Linked DNA regions of Homo sapiens: regions 1 and 3 are each linked to region 2. The links are chromatin loops, found by intact Hi-C in ENCODE. Cell type or tissue: endothelial cell of umbilical vein. All regions are shown on one strand. Each heading gives the region's core, and the rest is flanking DNA. Links, peaks and the distances in the headings are about the cores only. Region 1 overlaps SYNE3 (spectrin repeat containing nuclear envelope family member 3). Region 2 overlaps CLMN (calmin). Region 3 overlaps CLMN (calmin).

Region 1 (5,000 bases), core at 1-5,000, 180 kb before region 2:
GGTGGTGCATGCCTGTAATCCCAGCTATTCGGGAGGCTAAGGCAGGAGAATTGCTTGAACCTGGGAGGCAGAGGTTGCGGTGAGCCGAGATCGCGCCATTGCACTCCAGCCTGGGCAACAAGAGCGAAACTCTGTCTCAAAAAGAAAAAAAAGATTTAGGATAATCTTTTCCTCCAGAGTTGATTTTATTTGCTACTGCCAGGCGAGTAGGGACCTTTCATTCTGGGACCACTAAATCCAAGTTCAAGGCTTGAGTTTCCCTGGTCTACTAAGATGACTTTGAACTGGGCTGCAAGTCTACACAAGGTCCAGGTTTACTTCTGGTTCATTTTTAATAGGGTGAAGGCTTTAGGAGCTCAGCAAAAGGGTGAATGAACCCTATCAGAATCTCTACCTCTGCAGGCCCCAGACTTTGGCCTTTGTCTCCCCAGCCCAGTGAGGCTGCCAAAAGCAAAGATGTTTTACAGCTATTCCTTCCAAATTGGCAAATGTTCTGTGGGCAAAAGCAGATCTGAACACAGCACTGACTGCCCTGGGTTTTCATTCTTTCCCAAGTTGTGGCCCGGTGTGCCTCACATTCTTTTGTTAATACTTTTATGCCTTTAAAATGCTTTAAATATTTTGTCCTTAGTGGGAGGTTTGGTCCCAATTATCTAGTTGGCCATTACCTGGAAATCTTCCTTGCCTGCCTCTCCTGTCTCATATCTGGCTACTCCTCTCATTCCCCCCACCGCACCACCACCCAACTCCAGCCATATCAGAAATGACTTTCCGTTCCTCAAGTTAAACCCCCTTGCTTTTTGTACAGCATACATTCCTGTGGGCTCTGAGAAGCTAAGCAAGGTGTCCCATATTACATGCTAGTAGAATGGGGCAGAGCCAGGATCCAAAGCCAGGATTTAAAACTGGGCTCCCGGATTTATAGCCCCGCTCCTACTGCCCCATCACACCACCTCTCAGGAGTCCTGAGAATAAAAGTTTCCATCCCAAGGGAACACAGTACTTCTATTTCCTGAGAAAAATCTGCACATTAAAACACCATTCTGCCAGGCTCAAAATGCTAACAGAAAGACATGTTCACAATGACAGCTTTTAGAATGATGCGAACTCTAGTCAAGCCCTCTGGAGGACTTGGTCCTGGAATGTCATATTTGGAAGTGACCACTGGAGGTCTGCAGCCCAGCTGCCCGTTCCATGCAGGAGGCCATCCTGTAGCATTCCTGAGAGCAAGGGCTAGGCCTTGGCTTGAATTGCACAGATGGGAGTCCCACTTTATGGATTCTGTCTGCCTCCTCCCTGCCTACCTGTCTGTCAAGTGAAATTTGATGGACCCATCCTTACCATTCAGGTGGGGCTGTCTGGGCCATTTGGAAGCCGCACCATGACGCTGCTGTTTCCCCCAGGAGCTGGAGGCTCGGGTGCCAGAAGGTCAGCATCTCTTTGAGAACCTCCTTCGTCTCGGGCCAGCAAGGGGGACCTCGGATGAGCTGGAAGATCTGCGCTACCAGTGGATGCTGTACAAGTCCAAGCTGAAGGACTCTGGCCACCTGCTGGTAGGTGCCAAGGATGTGCAGGTCCCAGATTCCAGGGACAGGACTATAGCTGGGCCGTATTTGCCTGGGGATACAGTGCTAAGCCTGCATCCACCCTGCCCTGTGCATTCACACACCAGACAGTGGTGACCACTCAGGCAGAGGACAGGGACACTCATGGGTTCTGGGCACTTAGGTGACGCCATTTGGCCATCCAACCACCTCATGAGGCTGAAGTCCCAGTCAGGACAGCAGTGACCTCATAATTAATGTGTAAGGAGTGCTTCCTATCTCCCAAGCCGAGGGCCCTGTGTGCACCGTCCCATTCAGTCTGTACGGTTCCCCTCTGCTCAAGTCATTGTATCTCCAGACTGCAGAGGGGAGCTGAGACTCCAAGCAGTGAAAAACCTTGCCCGAGGCCGCGTGGGTGGTCAGTGGCAGAGCCAGCCTGCAGACACACCCGTGTGTTGTAGGCGTGACCTGGGGAAGCACTGGAGTGGCATCAGGAGCCCTGGGGTCCAGCCCCATGTCTCTAACTTGCCCTGTGTCTTAGTTGAGCAAGCACCTTCCTTTTCGGGGGCCCCTGTGTCTCCTCACACCAAATAATAATAATAATAATAATAATAATAATAATAATAATAATAATAGCAAAACTAGTAATGATCATAACCTTTGCTCAATGCTATGTCCTTATAACAGCCCTTTAAAGGAGGTGCTGTTATATGCCCTGTGAACCAATGAGGAAACTGAGGCACGGACATTAAGTTTCCTAGGTCCCTAAGTCTGAGGAGGGTGGTGAGCTGGCCCTTAAGGGCCCTTTCAGCCTCAGACCCCAGCCCCAAGCTGGGCGCCCCAGGCTTTCCTGGCCCGGGAGCAGCCGAGACGGCCACTAGGTGTCAGCCCAGCCCAAGCCAGGTTGGCCATGGCCCCCGCCGGCCTTGGCCACGGCCTTTCCAGACAGAATCCCAGCTGGGCCTGAAGTGTGTTAAAAAGCTCATTAAATCGAATCATCTGCTGGCTCAGGCTGTCCAGATGACCAGAAGTTTTAAAGAAACACTCCCCTGACAAAACGAATATTCCATTACAGGCTCTGTTGGGATTTAAGTTTCACTCACTTAACTTATTTTTTTCCCCCCTTTTCCTCTCCTTCCCTAAAATAACAGACACAAAGTTCTCCAGGGGAGCCGACTGGATTCCAAAAGGTACAGTGTCTGCCATCTGCTCCACACGGCTAGCAGGCAGGGTGCCTGGAGGGTTGGTGGGCCCGTGACACTGGGGCAAGACTCGTGGGCTTTCTGGAAGGTTCCAGGAAGACCAAAGAACATTTATGGGGGATCAACTCTGGGCTGCGCTGTGCTGGGCCCCAGGATTCTTGATTTCAAGAAGCCCCAGGCTTGGGGGGAGGCTGGCAGGGTGTGCAGAGTCCTCCGCTGGGACAGGCACATAGCAGAGAGGGGATCTTGGAGTTCACCCTCCTAAATCAGGACACGCTGGGGAGTGGACAAAGATGCTACCAATGATTATGCTGTGACAGCAGGTGTGAACCGGGACTGTCCCAGGAAACCTGGGTTGTTGCGGGCAAACTGGACGGTGTGGCCACCCTGGTGATGGAGAGTCTATGGGGCTCGGTAGGGACAGGAGAGGGAGGGATTGTGCCTTTGAGTTCTACTAGGCAGGTGTTTCCACTTACCCTACTGAGCCGTGCTCAGAGTCACTCCCAGGGTCTTTGCAGGCTGAAGCAATAACAATAACAGCAGTAATAACGACAACAATGAGTAATAGGTATGATTATTACTCGAGATGCTATGTATTGGCCATCCACTGTGTGTGCCAGGAACTGTGCTAAGTTGTGGTTAGGGCCTCTCCTGTAACTCTCCCAGTGACACCTAGGAGGCAGTATAATCTCAACTTTCAGCGCGAGGAAACAGAAGGGGCAAGCCTGAAGTGACTTGTTCAAGGAAGGCCTCAGCCCCTCAGTGGTCTCTGGCCTCTGAATCCAAAACTCATGTTGTTAAACTTCCACGTTGTGACTTGGAGAAGACTTCCCTGGGGCCTGGGGTGTCTCCCCATTTCTGGAAAAGCCAAGTGTAAATCGGTGTCTCCTAGTGCCACTGTTTCCAAGGGAATGAATGCTGTGTTTTCCTGCTAGGCATTGGCCCGTAATGACACGAGCCTCCTCCGGCATGCTCTGATCCAAGGAGCTCTGAGTTCCTTGAGATCTCTCATTCTTTGGAATCTGTGTTTCCTAGAAATCTGTGATTTCTTCTTGGCCTCTGGCTGGTGTCATAAGTAACATCTATAGGAGAGTGGGTAACCAATGGACTGGGCAGGGCAGTCACAAAATCAAGGCTGGGCTCTGGGCCCAATACCAACTGGCTTTGTGGCTTCGAGGGAGTTGTTTGGCCCCTTGGGGTTCACTTTCCCCATCTATAAAATGGAGCTTTTTTTTTTTTTTCCTTTGAGACAGAGTCTCCTGTCACACAGGCTGGAGTGCAATGGCACAATCTCAGCTCACTGCAACCTCTGCCTCCCAGGTTCAAGCAATTTTCCTGCCTCAGCCTCCCAAGTAGCTGGGATTACAGGCATGCGCTACCACACCCGGCTAATTTTTGTATTTTCAGTAGAGACGGGGTTTCACCATGTTGGCCAGGCTAGTCTCAAACTCCTGACCTCAGGTGATCCACCCTCTTCGGCCTCCCAAAGTGCTGGGATTACAGGCATGAGCCACTGCACCCAGCCTAAAATGGAACTATTAATGGCAACCTTATTTACTTCATGAACTTATTTTGAAGATCGTGTGAACTGTTGTATATGAAAGTAGAAATGCTTCTGATCACTTAAGCCCTGCCCCCAACACCCCCCAGTTTAGAATAACAAACACACTTCTCATGAGAAAGGGAAAATCATCAGGAAAGGACAGGTGCTCTACACAGGCCAGCCTGGTGGGTCCTGGTGGGAGACGGGGGACCTAGGACCTTGTGTCCAGACCGACTCTAGCTCCTGCACTTTAAGCCTCTCTCTGGTTGGAAGCCCCCACCTATGCAGCCCCTAGGCCAGGATCCATGTGGGTGTCAAGTCTGGTCCCCCTGGTGTCTAGCCATGGTGCCTAGCACATAGTAAGTGCACACTAAATGTTTTTGAGTAGTGACATTTGCTGGCTAACACCAGCCCTCCAGCACAGCCTCAGGTTCCTACAACCTGTAATTAATGTGTTACTGTGGTATGTTCACAGCCATAGCGTTCATTGCTGTCTCTACCCTCCCTCCCTCCCTCCCTTCTTTCCTTCCTTCCTTCCTTCCTTCCTTCCTTCCTTAGTTCTGACTGTGCCAAGATCAGTGAACAGAAGAGCAGTGACCTGTCCTGTAGACTGTACATCCTGCTTGGGTGGAGAGAGGGGGATGGGACCAGAGCGCACATGTCCAGCTGATGTTGCTCAGTAGCACAGTGGGAATCTCTGGGTCAGAGAGC
Region 2 (9,621 bases), core at 1-5,000:
GCCCGACTTCAGCTGGCACACTCAGCACCCCCTGTTGCTCCTTTGGTAATTTCCGGCCCCTTGGAGAAGGAAGGACCACCCCGAGTCCACGGTCTTGGGCCCAGACCCAGCAGGACTGGAAGGAAGAGGCGCAGAGCCATAAAGTGGTCTGCAGGGAAGTTATTTTTCAATCAAGTTGGGCTTTGCCTCGCTAATCCTTCTCCTCCATGGGGGCTGAGTGCAGAAAACTCATCTCTGCATAAAGAGACCCCAGGCCTGGCTCGGGTCCTTGGACCCAAGTTTAGAACCTGTGCCTGGAGCTATGAGAATAAGTAAAAGGAAGGGAATGTGTCTCAGAAAACCACTAGGCTCTGAGGAGCTCCAGCACTCCAACAAAAGAGACAGTTGAACAATGGGAAGAGGTGCTGTTCACCAGCAAAGGCCCCACAATTCTCCCTGTGACACTGCATGTTCCCAGAATTACAGCCAATCTTTCTAAGACATTGAGAATATCATTTTTATGTGTGTGACCCTGAGCATAAAATTCCTTTACCTTTCTGAGCCTCAGTTTCCTCCTCTACAAAACAGAGATAATAATACCTATCTCTCAAGTGCCCAGAGCCATGCACAGAACTTAATAAATACAGGTTCCTAGTTTTCACACTCAAGGGTATACAATGACCTTTTTGATTCAGATGCTAGGTCGTCCTCGTTCTGTAACAAAAGAATTGTATTTATACAATCGAAGACATTCAGAATCGGACAAGTAGGGAACAAATGTGTTTTAAAGAGTGCAAAGACCACTTGACTAGGAGACGAGTCCCTTTTACTACATCTCTGATTTTATAGGGTTGGCCGGTGAGAATATGGGATTCGATTCACAGCCAGAATGATTGGATCCCATCCACAAAATGAATATCACATGCAGAGGCACAAAGCTTTCTTAGAATGCAGGATGGTGGGTGGTGGTTTTATCATCATTGTCTAAGAACCAAGAAGATGGACGTTGCCTTTGGCCCTGCGACACCCACCCCCCATTACACACACACATGAGATCATTGAGTGCAGACGCCAAATGCGTATTCCATACCACATGGGAAATAAAAAGTGCACTCAGGAAATCCAGAGGTTAGAGGAGGTGATGTTTGGCTCCAGGTGGTCCCTGGAGCAGATTTCCTGTACTGTCGTTAAGAACCAGCCCTCTCCTAATACCTTTGCAAGATCTCCTAGTCCTTGCCACCTTTTCTAGTGCTTGTCCTTTCCATTCTCCTCCCCTCCCAGCTCCCACATGCAAACATGTAGCTCATCATCTTGAGGCTTTGGGCCAGTCCCCCTATGTTTTTCAGAGGCCCCAAGCAATATACAGTATTCATGAGCCCTTGTTTATGCCTTAGTCCCCTGCATTCGTTCATTCTTTGTACCTGAAGTAAGAGACAGGCTTCCTGACTTAACGGGGTGACCTCCAATAGAGTTAATCTGCAGGGTTTTAGAACCTGGATGACATGCTCTGTAGCTCTTCAGGATGTGTAATTGTTTTGCATTTCTTGCTTTTGGCTCAGCCGCCAATATTTATGAACACTGCATGGCTTTTTGTGAAGAAGTTACATGTGGGGCAACATAACAGAGGGAAGAACACATCCCAGAGAGCCTGTTGCCTGTTATTTGTCTGCCGAGCCATCTTATCTTGAATTATTTTTCTCTGGCTTCATGAGAGAATGGAGTTGGAAGAGTTTTGCAGATTGTAAAGTGCTATAGAATTGCAAGTACCCACAGGCATTTATGCATAAAATGCTTATTACTGAAGTATGTATAGCAGCAGGAAAAAAACATTGGAACTAGCTGAAATATCCAACAATTGGGATATGGTTGAGTAAGCATTCTGTTTACCGTCACACATGATGGGTTTGTAATAACACAAGGATGTCTATTTTATCGTTCACCTGCAAGTAACAAAAACTTGACTTACAATGGCTTCATCAAAGAGGATTTCTTGATCATATACAAATAAGCCCAGAGAGAGACAGCCTGGCCCAGTTCTGGGGCCCAGTAGGGCCATTCAGGAACCAGCTACCTCTGTTCACTGCTCAGTCATTCTTAGCAGTGGCGGTTGTGTAATCCAGCTTCGCACCTTTGTTTTGGGAAGGCAGATTAAAGGAATGGGAACGGGGGCACACACCAGCATTGTCTGCCCCCTTTTAAAAAGCATTCCTGGAACCCCTACTCCCTGAGTTCCACTCCCAGCTCCTTGGCCAAACTTTGTTACATGGCTACCTCTGAGTGCAAGAAGGCTGGGAAATGGTTGTTTTTAAACCAGGAAGATTGCTAACTTGAAATTGGGTTCTGAGTGGGCAGATCATGAAGTCAGGAGATCAAGACCACCCTGGCTAACACAGTGAAACCCCGTCTGTACTGAAAATACAAAAAAAATTAGCTGGGTGTGATGGTGCACGCCTGTAGTCCCAGCTACTTGGGAGGCTGAGGCAGGAGAATTGCTTGAATCCGGAAGGCGGAGGTTGCAGTGAGCTGAGATCGCACCACTGCACTCCAGCCTGGGCGACAGAGGGAGACTCCATCTCAAAAAAAAAAGAAAAAGAAAAGGAAAGAAATTGGGATTCTGTTTGTTAGAAAGAAGGGGAAAATGGATATTGGGGAGGCAACCAGCAGCATCTGTCTCGGTCCACCCCATTAGCTTCCCAAGATATTTGTACATACCCTTTTCCAATACACAGACATGACTCACCTTCTTCCCAAGGGAGAGGGCTACAAAGTTTCATTATGTTATTGCAGCTAGGGTGCAAAGTCCAGGATCGGGCAGGACTGTGCCAGTTTCCCACCAGGTTTGAATGTGTCTGGTTCCTTGTGCTAATCAACTAAAAGACAAGTTATCTGCTCAACATGCAGTGATGAAGAGGAAGCAAGATAAATAGCAGTGACAACGGCTACCATTCAGGAAAGGCGAGAAAAGATATTGGGCAGGCAGCCAGCTGTGTCCACTATGCAGCATACCTTACTGGTGCACACACAATGTGGTCAAAATAGTGTTAAGCCATCAAAAATGCAACAAACGTAGAAGGAAGAATGAAAGGAAATCATTTGTCATAGAATAATTTAATCCATGTGCCTTTTTTTCTGTTGTAATTTTCAATTTTGTTCTACTGTAGATACCCACTCATTTTGTACAAAGAAAATTTTCTTGTCAAATATAACATTTGTAAATATTTCCCCCGATTGGTGTTGAAGACAGAAGATCAGAAATGCTGCACTATGTACAGGGTACATAGTAATTTTTTGTAAATAAAACATAAAACTTTTATCAAATATATACTTATGGTAGAAAAAATATACAGGCAAGCTTATGATAAAAACGTTGTTTCCTATTCCAGTTCCCCCCACTGCAGGCTTGTTTATGCAGGGAAGCCCTTTTATGGCATTTAGACTTTGAAGACAGGATTCTTCCCTTGCAGAAGGGAAGAACTGACTAAAATATTTGAAATTGCAAATAACCACCAAAAGCACGCATCCATCTGCAGAGGGACCCTCCAAGGTGGCAGGCAGCATTGCAGGGGGTGGTGACCTAATTTGGAAGGACTTGGAATACTTCTGCTAATGATTTCCTTGTGGTTTACTGGGACATGCTATGAGTGACATCTGGTGTCCTGGTCAGGGACGAGGTCAACGGACAGTACTGTGTAATGGTTAGGGATGTGAGCTTTAGGGCCAGGCCTGGGGTTCAAACCTCGCTCTCATTTCTTCGATGGGTAACCTAACGTCTCTGTGCCTTGGTTAGCACAGCTGCAAGATGGGGATCAGAAATATTTGAGTCAAGGTCTCTATGTTGCTGTTTTTAACATTCATTGGTTTATTTAAAATTTCCCAATTCTTCTTGCCCTAATTTTGGCATTTTATATTTTCTTAAGAATTTTAGTTATGTTTTCAAACTTTCAGAATACAATGATTTTTTAAAATATTTTAAAAAATTGTCTGAATCAAAGCCCATACATTGCAACGAGCTGGTGTGTCTCTTAAGCCTCTCTTGACAAGTTTCTTTTCCCCTCTTTCCTCTTTTTTTTTTTTCATTTGCAGTTTGCTTATTGAAGAAATTAGTTGAGCTGCTTTTAATTGTAACCAACAGAAACCCATGAGAGCACCATTAAAAAGTTGGATTTACTTTAAGAGTAGCAGAGTTGCATAAACCCAAGGGTTAGGGTGTAGTGGGGCCTCAGGAACTGGCCAGAACAGGTCTCTCTTTTGCATGCTTTCTCTCTCTCTCCTTCTCTCTCTTTTTCTCTCTCTCCTCTTCTCTCATCTCTATGTCTCTCTCTTTCTTCCTTCCTCACTAGTCTTTGCTCTCCAGTCCACGTAGCAGCTAATGGCCTGCACACCATCCCTTTGATTCGAAGGACCAGTCAGTTGGAGTCCAGAATCATAGTCCCATTCTGAATTTCCAAGGAATGGATTCAGGTGCAACCCTGATCCATTGACCACATTGTTGGCTGCCAGGGTCCCAGTGCTCTTACCACGTGGATCAGTGGTAAGGGAGGAGACATCCTTATACAAAAGTGGGTCTGCAGACCCTTCTGGTGTGCACACCATAATGATAGTGCCTGTCTCCTGGGTTGGCTGGGTCAGAGTAAAGGATGAAGTGTGCACAGTGCAGAGCAAAGAGGAAGCCCAAAAGACATGGAGCTGTGCAGCAGAGATCCGACAACCAGCAGCCTCTCGACTCAGGGAGGTTCCTTCATGCCTGATGGCACCATGCGGCACAGCACCTCTTTTCTTCCCAGGGGCCAATCAGATGCAGCACCTTAATTGACCATTTAAATGCCAAGATGGCTGAGCCTTGGCCAAGCATGTGTACATCTGCTGCTCATTATGTAGCCAGGGAAGTTCCCTGGATACCTGAACCTAGGCATAGAAAATGCTGGCCTGGGTGAAATCCCTTCACAGTGGCTCAGTGCCAGAAAAGCACCATGTAGGGACTTCATTCCAGGTCAGAATTCCACCAATATAGCCATAGTGACCCATCCAATCAGGGATGGATGTTCAGAAGGCCCCTTGGGCTGGCACACTGCTGGGTCCCACACTGATTCCTGAGTACCTTCACCCAGGCTGTCATGGTTCTGGCCTGTGAATTCTGTCTGGTGATGTCACTGACATTAACAGCCTGATCAGTACTGTGAACAGCAACTCTGGGAGTCCAGGGGGCAGGTGCAAAGAGGGAGAAGACCTAGATTTTGTTCCTAGAATTGATGAGGTTAGATTCACAGAGTAGCAGTTAAGGTTGCAGCTGGGAAATGAGTGATCTAAACTCTATAAGAATTTGGGGGCAGGGATATTTTAAAATGTGGGTTTTATTATAATTCAGCTATGGTGAGGCCCACAGATCAGGAGACAACTTCCATTTTAAAAAACAGTTTGTGGCCAGGTGCCGTGGCTCACGCCTGTAGTTCCTGCACTTTGGGTGGCTGAGGCAGGAGGATCACGAGGTCAGGAGATTGAAACCATCCTGGCTAACACAGTGAAACCCCACCTCTACCAAAAATACAAAAAATTAGCTGGCGTGGTGGTGGGCGCCTCTACTCCCAGCTACTTGGGAGGCTGAGGCAAGAGAATGGCATGAACCCGGGAGGTGGAGCTTGCAGTGAGCCAAGATGGCGCCACTGCACTCCAGCCTGGGCGACAGAGCGAGACTCCATCTCAAAAAAATAGTTTGTTACTCACAGTTCCCAAGAGGAGGGGGGTGCCACACCATGCAGGGCCCCATGGGAAGCCCCACGGCCCATTAAGTGGCAAAAGGAGAGAGAAGAAAGATGGACAAGAACCTTTCTTGTGGTTTTCACAGGAAGGAATGGGAGAGGCAGGTTCAGCAGGTTTAGGATTGGTAGTTTGAGTGATTTCAGCAGGCTCTGAGCATAGGGGCTGTCCCTAGTTTCCTGGCCTGGCCCTGAGGTAATTAGGGCAGGAAACATTGTCTCAAAGTATAATAGCCTGATAGAGGAAGGGAAAGGTGTGGGCTCTGGATTGTTCGGTTTTCATATGAAAAGCATGTTTCTTGTGAGTTGTGTGCTATTGCTAGGAATCAGTCAGCTCTGGGAGCAGCAGCTTATTTAGTATTAGCAGAGTCCCAGATGTCACAACATCAGAATATGCAAAAAATAAAAAGTCATGATTAATACGAGGGAATATCATAATGGGCATGGTGCGTTTGGAGGCCAAATGCAAAGAGTAGAAAAGGGAGTGGGCTTTCCATCCATCCATCCATCCATCCATCCATCCATCCATTCATCCGTGTGTCCATCCATCCATCCATCCATCCATGCATCCATCCATCCAGCAATCCACCCACCCACCCACCTATCCATCCATCCGTCCATCCATCCATCCATCCAATAATCCAACCACCCACCCACCTATCCATTCATTCATTCATCCATCCATCCACCCATCCATTTATCCATCCACCTATCCATCCATCCATCCATCCATCCATCCACCCACCCACCCACCCATCCATCTATCCATCTACCTATCCATTCATCCATCCATCCATCCACCCACTCACCCATCCACCTATCCATTCATTCATCCATCCATCCACCCACCCATCCATTCATCCATCCATCTCTCCATCCACCTATCCATTCATCCATCTACCTATCCATCCATCCATCTACCCACCCATCCACCTATCCATCCATCCATCCATCCATCCGTCCATCCATCACGCATCTGTACTTACACACCAGGCACTGGGAGGGGGCAAGATACAAAGATTTATAAGACATTCTGCCTACTTATGCATTCACTCATTCATGTGTTCACTTGTTCATTATTATACTCTACATTCTTGGACATTTGAGGTAGCTTACCTGACCCATAAAATAAAATAAAACAAAACAAAACTATATATATATAATATATATATATATATTATATATATATATATAATATATATATATAATATATATATATATATAATATATATATATATTATATATATATATATATATAATATAACCAGTTACAGTTCCTTTTTCACTTTGCGGTCAGGAAATTCATCCTTGAACTTGAAGTCCACCTTTAGCAAATGAGTGAGAATGTGGCCCAAATATTTAGATATTAACCTTCCTTGAACCTAAATTTTCATGAAAATATTCATTGATTTAGATCCTTATGTGTGTGTGTGTGTGTGTGTGTATACACATATATGTGTATATATGCTAAAGGTGGACTTCAAGTTCAAGGATGAATTTCCTGACAGCAAAGTGAAAAAGGAACTGTAGGTGGTTATGAGATTCCTGTTGCCCCAAAGGGGAAATCCTGAATATTTGCAGCAGCCCCCATTGGAAGGGGATCTGTTAGTGATCCCCATTGGAAGGGGATCTGTTAGTGATATGATATGTCCTTCTTTTAGCGCACTAGTGTGTTCTCATCTCCTGCATAGATGCACGGGTTCATCTTCACGTAAAAATTGACCCCTAACAAACCTGTGTCAAAGAACAGTTTTCATAGCATATATAGAGGGAAGAATTATAGTAGTCTTTCAACAAAAGTAACAAAACCTTCCATTGTACTGGATTTTTTAGCAGCCTGAAAAACATTTCTCAAGACTTCCCTGTCAGAATCATCTGATGTAGAGTGTTTCTGTGCGTTCTTAGTTTTTCTATGCGATGTTAAGTTTTGGAGGAACTAGAAATGTTTGACCAGAGGCACCCACAATCAGGTTTCCAGTATCTCAAAGCTTGTCTTGTGGATAAGGAGAAAACTCAACGGGCACAACTAGGACCAATAATTGGGAGTGTGAGGGTGACAGGTTTCAGTTCAGTATCTGAAAATTAGGCTACTAGAGCTGCCCAACTGTGGAACAGGCTACCTGAATAGGTACTGAGCACCTCATCCCGGGAGGCATTCAAGTAGACTCTGGCTGACTGCCTTGATGACAGTGTTGGATGAGAAGCTGTATTAGTCTGTTCTCGCACTACTGTAAAGAAATACCTGAGATTGGGTAATTTATAAAGAAAAGAGGTTTAATTGGCTCATGGTTCTGCAGGCTGTATAGGAAGCATGGCTGGGGAGGCCACAGGAATCTTACAATCATGGTAGAAGGCGAAGGGGAAGCAAGTACCTCTTACATGGCTGGTGCAAGAGGAAAAGAGAGAGGGGGAAGGTGCTACACGCCTTTAAACAACCAGATCTCGTGAGAACTCTATTGAGAGAACAGCACCAAAGGAATGGTGCTAAACTATTCAAAAGAAATCACCCCTGTGGTGCAATCACCTCCCACCAGGCCCCACCTCCAACATTAGGGATCACAATTTGACATGAGATTTGGGTGGGGACACAAATCCAAACCATATCAGAAGCTGCTTTTACTGAAAGGCCTCTCCAGTCAGAAAACTGGATTGTCGAGTGCTCCAATAAGCAGAGTAATTCTGGGTTCTTTGGTGCTAAAAAAAAAAAAAAAAATAGAGGAGATTACTCTCCTTGAACAAAATTTGATCTATTGAAAAATTTTACCTTGGATTTTTTTTCACCTATTTCTATTTAAACTTTACCGAAAAAAAAATCAAGGAATCATTTTTCTTCTCCATGCTCCCCTGGATTCTTCAAACAAAGGAAAAATTTTAGTAGGGGTTAGGTGAGGGAGGAGTGAGTGCTAGGACTGGATTTGAAAAGGTCAGTTGTTGAAGAAGGAAAACAGAGGCAATAATTATTTAAAAGCATGGTTGCCCAAATGTGATTTTCAGTACTGGTTTTGGTGATGGCGGGAGAAAATTCAAGTAGGGCTCCCTGACTTGCAAGTAACAAACACTTCTGCCTTTTCTAGTTCCCACAGACCTACCCCCAACACACACACCTATCACCCCATCAATCCACCACTGCTCTTTGATTTTCTCATAACAGTAAAGAGAATGCAAACAAATCTTTCCTTCTGAAGCCCAAAACTGGATCTTAAAATCTTAAAAGTTGGGCCATGAGCGGTAAGGACACCAGAAGAATCTAAAATGCCTGCTTAAATCAGGCAGTGAATCTTATGGAGTCTACAGCAGGGTTTGGCAAAGTAGGCCCACCACTTGATCATACAAAGAAAGTTTTGTTATAACACAGCCATACCCATTTATGCAGTGTTTTGGCAGCTTTCACACCATGATGATGACTTGACTCTATATGACAAAGACCATAGGGCCTTCAAAGTCTGCAACATTTACTATGTGGCCCTTAACAGAAAAAAAATTGCCAACCTCTAGCTTAGGGCAGTGGTTCTCAGCCCTGGCTCAGTGTCAGAATCACCTGGGGTACATTAAAAATAGAGATGCCAGGCTGGGCGTGGTGGCTCATGCCTGTAATCCCAGCACTTTGGGAGGCCAAGGTGGGCGGATCACGAGGTCTGGAGTTCGAGACCATCTTGGCCTATATAGTGAAACCCTGTCTCTACTAAAAATACAAAAAATGAGCCGGACATGGTGGCATGCGCCTGTAGTCCCAGCTACTTGGGAGGCTGAGGCAGGAGAATCACTTGAACTGTGGAGGTGGATGTTGTTGCAGTGAGCCGAGATCATGTCACTGCACTCCAGCCTGGCGACAGAGCGAGACTCCGTCTCAAAAAAAAAGAAAAAGAGATGCCAGGCTGGGCATGGTGGC
Region 3 (5,000 bases), core at 1-5,000, 66 kb after region 2:
CCACCCAGAACATGGGCGTCTCCATTTCTGAGGTTCAGCATAGTTCCCCCCACCCTCTTCCCATGCAGTGCATGCCTGCTCTTTATCAGGATGGAACAGAGGGAAGGCAGAGGCACTGGGGGCAGCCTGTGTTGTTGATCTCTGTAAGTCACAGACTGTTCGAAAACCTCAGGAATTATGTAAGCGTTCAGTGCCTCATTTAAGAGATGAAAAACTGAAGATTAGAAAGAGGAAACGACTAGTCGCCCTGCTAGTTGATGACCTCCAGATAGCCATCTTCATTCCCAGTTAAGTTTACTACAAAACCACAGCCTCAGCTGCTGAAGCTAACCTCCCTACCCACCATCGCTAGGGACTCAGAACACCATGGAGCTCATCTCTCCAACAAAAGTCAGAATTAGCAAGTACAGATGTGTCTTACGAAAATGTCAGAATCCATCATGGCTGCTTTGGTGAGGAGCTGTTCTCCTTCCGTGGTCATGCCATTGGAAGGCAGTTGTATGACAAGAATGCTTTCACATGAGCTCCGATTTTCTTAACTCTCCAGAAGGACTTCAGAAGCCTCTGGAGTTTTGAGACACGGCCTCTCTCTCCCTTCTGCTTGGAGACACCTTCCTGGGGGTCTCCACTGCATTCCCCGCCGGTATTCCTCTGTGGAGCCTTGCGCCCTCAGGTCCCAGAAATGGGCTGTGTGGGAGCTTCCAGTCAGCCTGGTATCTCGGGACCTTCTCAGCCAGGAAATGAGACTGCACAAAGCCCTGTGAGGCCCAGCTGTGTTATTTCTCCTTCCCCGACATTGCATAATCACTGCTGACACAGCATTTGGGGAAGATTTAACGTCTTGGGCCAGCAGCTGCCATCTGGAACCATCACCACATAGCAGGTTGTTCTGTCCCATCCAACTGATGAGGGGGCTGCCCTAATGACAAGGTCCAGGACCTGGGTTGGGTGGTGGAAGGCTGGGAGCTGGAGTGGGCATTATTGTGCTTCTGTGCTGAAAATTGCTATGGCTCTTTTCCCCTAACAGCCAGCGTGGGAGAACCAAACATGAGACACAAGCATCCCCTTGAGCTCCACAGATCTTGCGCCTTGCTCTCATCAGGCATTTCCTTGGAAAACAGCAGTCAGCAGCTCATGGAAGTGAGCCCGGTGCACAGACTTTGCATGGACTTTGCACAGGTTCCATTTCCATCGTGTGCAGACACCTGTATCTTTGGGCTCCACGTGAGCACCTGCCCTCTTCACTCTGATTTTTTTTTTAAGAGACAGCATCTTACTCTGTCACCGAGGCTGGAGTACAGTGGTGTGATCACAGCTCACTGCAGCCTGAAACTCCTGGGCTCAGGCAATCCTCCTGCCTCAGCCTCCCAAGTAGCTGGTAGTACAGGTGCATGCCACCACGCCCACCTAATTTTTTTATCTTTTATAGATACAGGTCTCACTGTTGCTCAGGCTGGTCTCGAACTCCTGGCCTCAAGTGATCCTCCTGCCTTGGCCTACCAAAATGCTGGGATTATAGGCATGAACCACTGTGCCTGGCCTTCACTCTGATTTTTCTTAAGAGTCCTACAGGACCTTCAGGTCTTGTCACTTCTCTACCATTGTGTGTGAGACAGGGCATGGGGTGAGCTTGGTCAGGTGTGGGTCAAAAGCCTGGAGACTCAGAGCTGCTGGTTCCCCAAGAGCCCACAAAAGTTATCAGAGTTTCTGAGCTGAGTGTTCTGCAGTTGCCAGACCCCACAATGCTGGGAATACTGGCTTCTTTGTGTTTAGAACTTGTTCTGAGAACCTTGATGAGAACACATCAAGCAAGCAGTTCCTCCCAGCCAGGGCTGGAGCAACATGCCAAAAAACATTCTTGTCTATGGGAAAAAGACAACCAGTATTTTGTACTGTTTGACCAAGTTGTTTTTAAATATACACATGCCTCAACAATCCACGGCCTCAATCGCACTGCTAATTTGTTTAAATCCCTGACACTCAGATGTCAAGAATAGCTTCATCTAGCAGTGTTCTCTTTAAAGGAACCCTTTTTTTTGTTTTCATTTTAATCACTGCCTTCTTCTCTGGGAGGTATTGTGGGCTAGAGAAAGAAGTCAGGTTTGGGAGTCAGCCAGATTTAGATTGGAGTCCCAGCTCTGTCACCAGATCTCTGGGTGATCTTGGCAAACTAACTTCTGAGCTTCTGTGCATTATAGGCATTCAGCACATATTTGTTGGATGAAAAATACTTTTCTTGAAAGTTTATGAAGTTGTAGGATGCCCAGCAGCCCCCTTTTCTCTATTTCCTTCCTCTTGAAGCAAGCGTTGACTATACCTCTTTCCCTAACCCTTAGTGTACCATAGCTTCTTCCAACCTCTCTCCAATCCATTACTTTTTTCTGAGCTACCCTGTCTCAAATCTAACTCAGGCCTTTTTGCAAGAGGAAGTTTAAGCCATTGTTTACTCATTAACTCACTTGACCCTTAGAACAATCGTGGGAGGTGTTTATTTCGGAAAGGAAGCTAAAGCACAGGACAGAAAAATAAGGTCATAGCGTGAACTAGTAAGTAGCAGAACTGGGAACATAGGACTGTTATTTTCAAACACTCTAAACTTCACTGCAGTTGCAAATTTGCAACCAAAATGGCCGCCTTGAAAGGGTCTTTTGCAGTAAAATCTCAGTGTCCAACATCAAAGACAGTTCTTCAGGGCCTCCAATTAACTATACATCCTGCCCCCAGCTGCTCATCTCTGCACCTCTAACACGTACTTCACAGAGTAGGAAATTGGGCTTTCTCCTTCAAAAAGAAAAGTAGAGAAGGCCTGAGGGCAGTGTAATTAAAATGGAGAAGTAGAGACCACGAATTACTTGGATGAATTCATAACTGGTTGGTCTCTGAGGCAGGGATTATTATTTTTCCTGTATTTTAAGCTTAAAAGTAGTGATTTTTGCATTGTTACAAAAAACAAAATAGCAAAATATCATTTGATACTTGTATTCTGTTTGCAATAGCTACCACTTCCTTTAGCCCCAGCAAAAATCAATAGGTGTGTATTCTCTACAAGCCCATGCTGTGCCAGAATGCCAGTATTGCTAAATGTCATGCAAGGATTTAGACACTTTTTTAAAGGAAACTCTGGGAGTGCCTGTTGTCTGGAGAGTTGACATTGTCCAAAGCAGGCCAACACTGGTATGGGTATGGAGAACCCACGTCCTAGCTGTGGCTCACCTGCAGATGCCTTGAATTTACCTCTCTGGGTTGGAAGTGGGAAGACTTCTTTTAAAAGTCCTTTCTAAGTTTAAAAATCCAAAGGTTACGAAGGTAGTTTTTATTTATCTCAATAAGTGGCCTATTTGCTTAAAGCAAGTGTACCTCTGTATATCAGCCCAAAGCTTAGGGCAGTGCTTCTTGGCTTTAGTATCTGAGAAAGGTGCCTTTGGGAAGAGTTTGGTCAGACAGAAGGTAGTCTGAATCTTAAAGGTTTCAGATGAATGTTTGAAGTAGAACCTGGGAAATCTGCTTCCTAGGGCTGTTAGAAGGAAATTGGTCTCCTTAAATTACGTCAGCATCTGAGGCAGTTTCCTAAGGGAATTTCTTTTAAATTCAAAAGTTCAACTGCAGGAATAAATAGCTGTACAGGACTAGATCTTCCCATCCCTCATCTTTTCCCCTTCCCCGAGTAACGACTCAAAAAGGCTTCTGAAATTCTACTCAGAATCGGAGCCGTTTGCATTCCAACAAGGATCCCTTAAGCCAAATGCTGGTGTGTTTGTGTAGAATGTCCCTGGGGTAGGGGCGGTAGCTGTGGGGAGGGAATGTGGTGCAGGGGACACCTGCCCTCTGCCCTTGAAATTGCACCATAAGATGCTGCCTATGTCACTCACAGTGGTGCTGATACTATCCGCCAAAGACAAATTGTGAACACGGAAAAATGGTCGTTCCCTACTGTACATCCTCAGGACAGACTTAACTAAACTTGGAGACAGGAGATTGTTCAGACCATATTGTAGTGGGTGGTGATCATTGTTTTATTTTGGGGGAGTCTGGTCTATTGAGCAGATTGAATGTTTCCTTATTGTGCAGGGCTTAATTGACTATGTCTGAAAGTTTTTACTGAGAGCTCTAAGAAAACTATTGAGGAAAATGAAATGTTATTTTGTAGTACAAGGATTATTTTTGTCTATTTAGGATATACATAGCTGTAGCTTTGTAAAAAAAAAGATCTTTATAAACAATATATGAATGTGCCGTCTTATTTATTGATTACTGTAAATTAAGATATAAATGGCTATTTGAATAATTTATACCTGTGGGAATTAACTGGAGTATTTGTTATTTGACTGTTTTCTATTAAGGAATATTAGGCTTGGTGCTATGATGAATGATCTTGTAAAATCATGTGTATTCTTAAGAAAATTTTTGAATATAAATTTCTTGAACTGACGATTTCGTTGATGATACTTATTTTCATGTGTGTTTGTGGTTTTGACAACCAGAAATTACACTATCTTTCCAACAAATAGTCCCAACAAATAATACTTTTGCCAGGGCCGAAGCGAAGCCAATTGGCTTTAGAGTGGTAGAGATTGTAGAGAATATGCCCTTTTTTAAACTGCATTAACTTGCCTAGAGCCTTTGTAATGCTCCAAGTAGTAGTAATAATAGTAGTAGTAGCTATGCAGCTCTGGAGTGGGACTGCCTAGGTCTGAATCCTAGATCTGTCTTTTACTAGCTGTGTGACCTCCAGGAAGTTACTGTAGTTGCCAGGGGTCCTCAGAAGACAGAGCCTGAGCCAAAGCTGACGTGATGATTGCATCATTTGAGGGCAGAGGGGATGCAACCAAGGGCAGCAGGAGTAAGATGGGGACAGAGGGAGAGCAAATAAAAGGTGGTGCAACAAATATTTATTACACACCTACTTGGCATCAGCACTGTTCTGGTTGCTGCGAATATAATAGGAAACCAAAACAAGGTTTTTATCCTCCCAGAGCTGACCGTCTAGTGAGAAGAGGCAG

The links. Peaks named below come from ENCODE experiments on the same cell type or tissue, not always from the same donor. Only the 100,000 strongest peaks of a DNase experiment are listed, where the experiment ranks them.
Region 1: a loop joins it to region 2, with 4 times the contacts of the local background. A loop is called at or near these places in 3 of 110 quality-filtered maps.
Region 3: it touches region 2 in a loop (3-fold over the local background); 3 of 110 quality-filtered maps call a loop at or near these places.

Annotation. Positions count from the first base shown.
Region 1 is chr14:95,429,813-95,434,812 of GRCh38, reverse strand. It overlaps SYNE3 (spectrin repeat containing nuclear envelope family member 3), which reads left to right. Exons shown (of 18, transcript NM_152592.6): 16 at 1,404-1,553; 17 at 2,696-2,734. Among named protein-coding and RNA genes, the nearest start is that of SYNE3-AS1, 84 kb to the left of the region's middle. RefSeq lists an enhancer at 3,200-3,339. In endothelial cell of umbilical vein, for the core only: CTCF peaks have their summits at 2,430 (motif pointing right) and 3,403; no DNase peak of the experiment used is centred there.
Region 2 is chr14:95,242,544-95,252,164 of GRCh38, reverse strand. All of the region lies in intron 1 of CLMN (calmin), which reads left to right. Among named protein-coding and RNA genes, the nearest start is that of CLMN, 73 kb to the left of the region's middle. In endothelial cell of umbilical vein, for the core only: no CTCF peak of the experiment used is centred there; a DNase peak (open chromatin) is centred at 2,884; H3K27ac peaks cover 2,558 bases.
Region 3 is chr14:95,181,368-95,186,367 of GRCh38, reverse strand. It overlaps CLMN (calmin), which reads left to right. Exons shown (of 13, transcript NM_024734.4): 13 at 1-4,428. Among named protein-coding and RNA genes, the nearest start is that of DICER1-AS1, 26 kb to the right of the region's middle. In endothelial cell of umbilical vein, for the core only: no CTCF peak of the experiment used is centred there; DNase peaks (open chromatin) are centred at 177, 767 and 2,457; H3K27ac peaks cover 2,290 bases.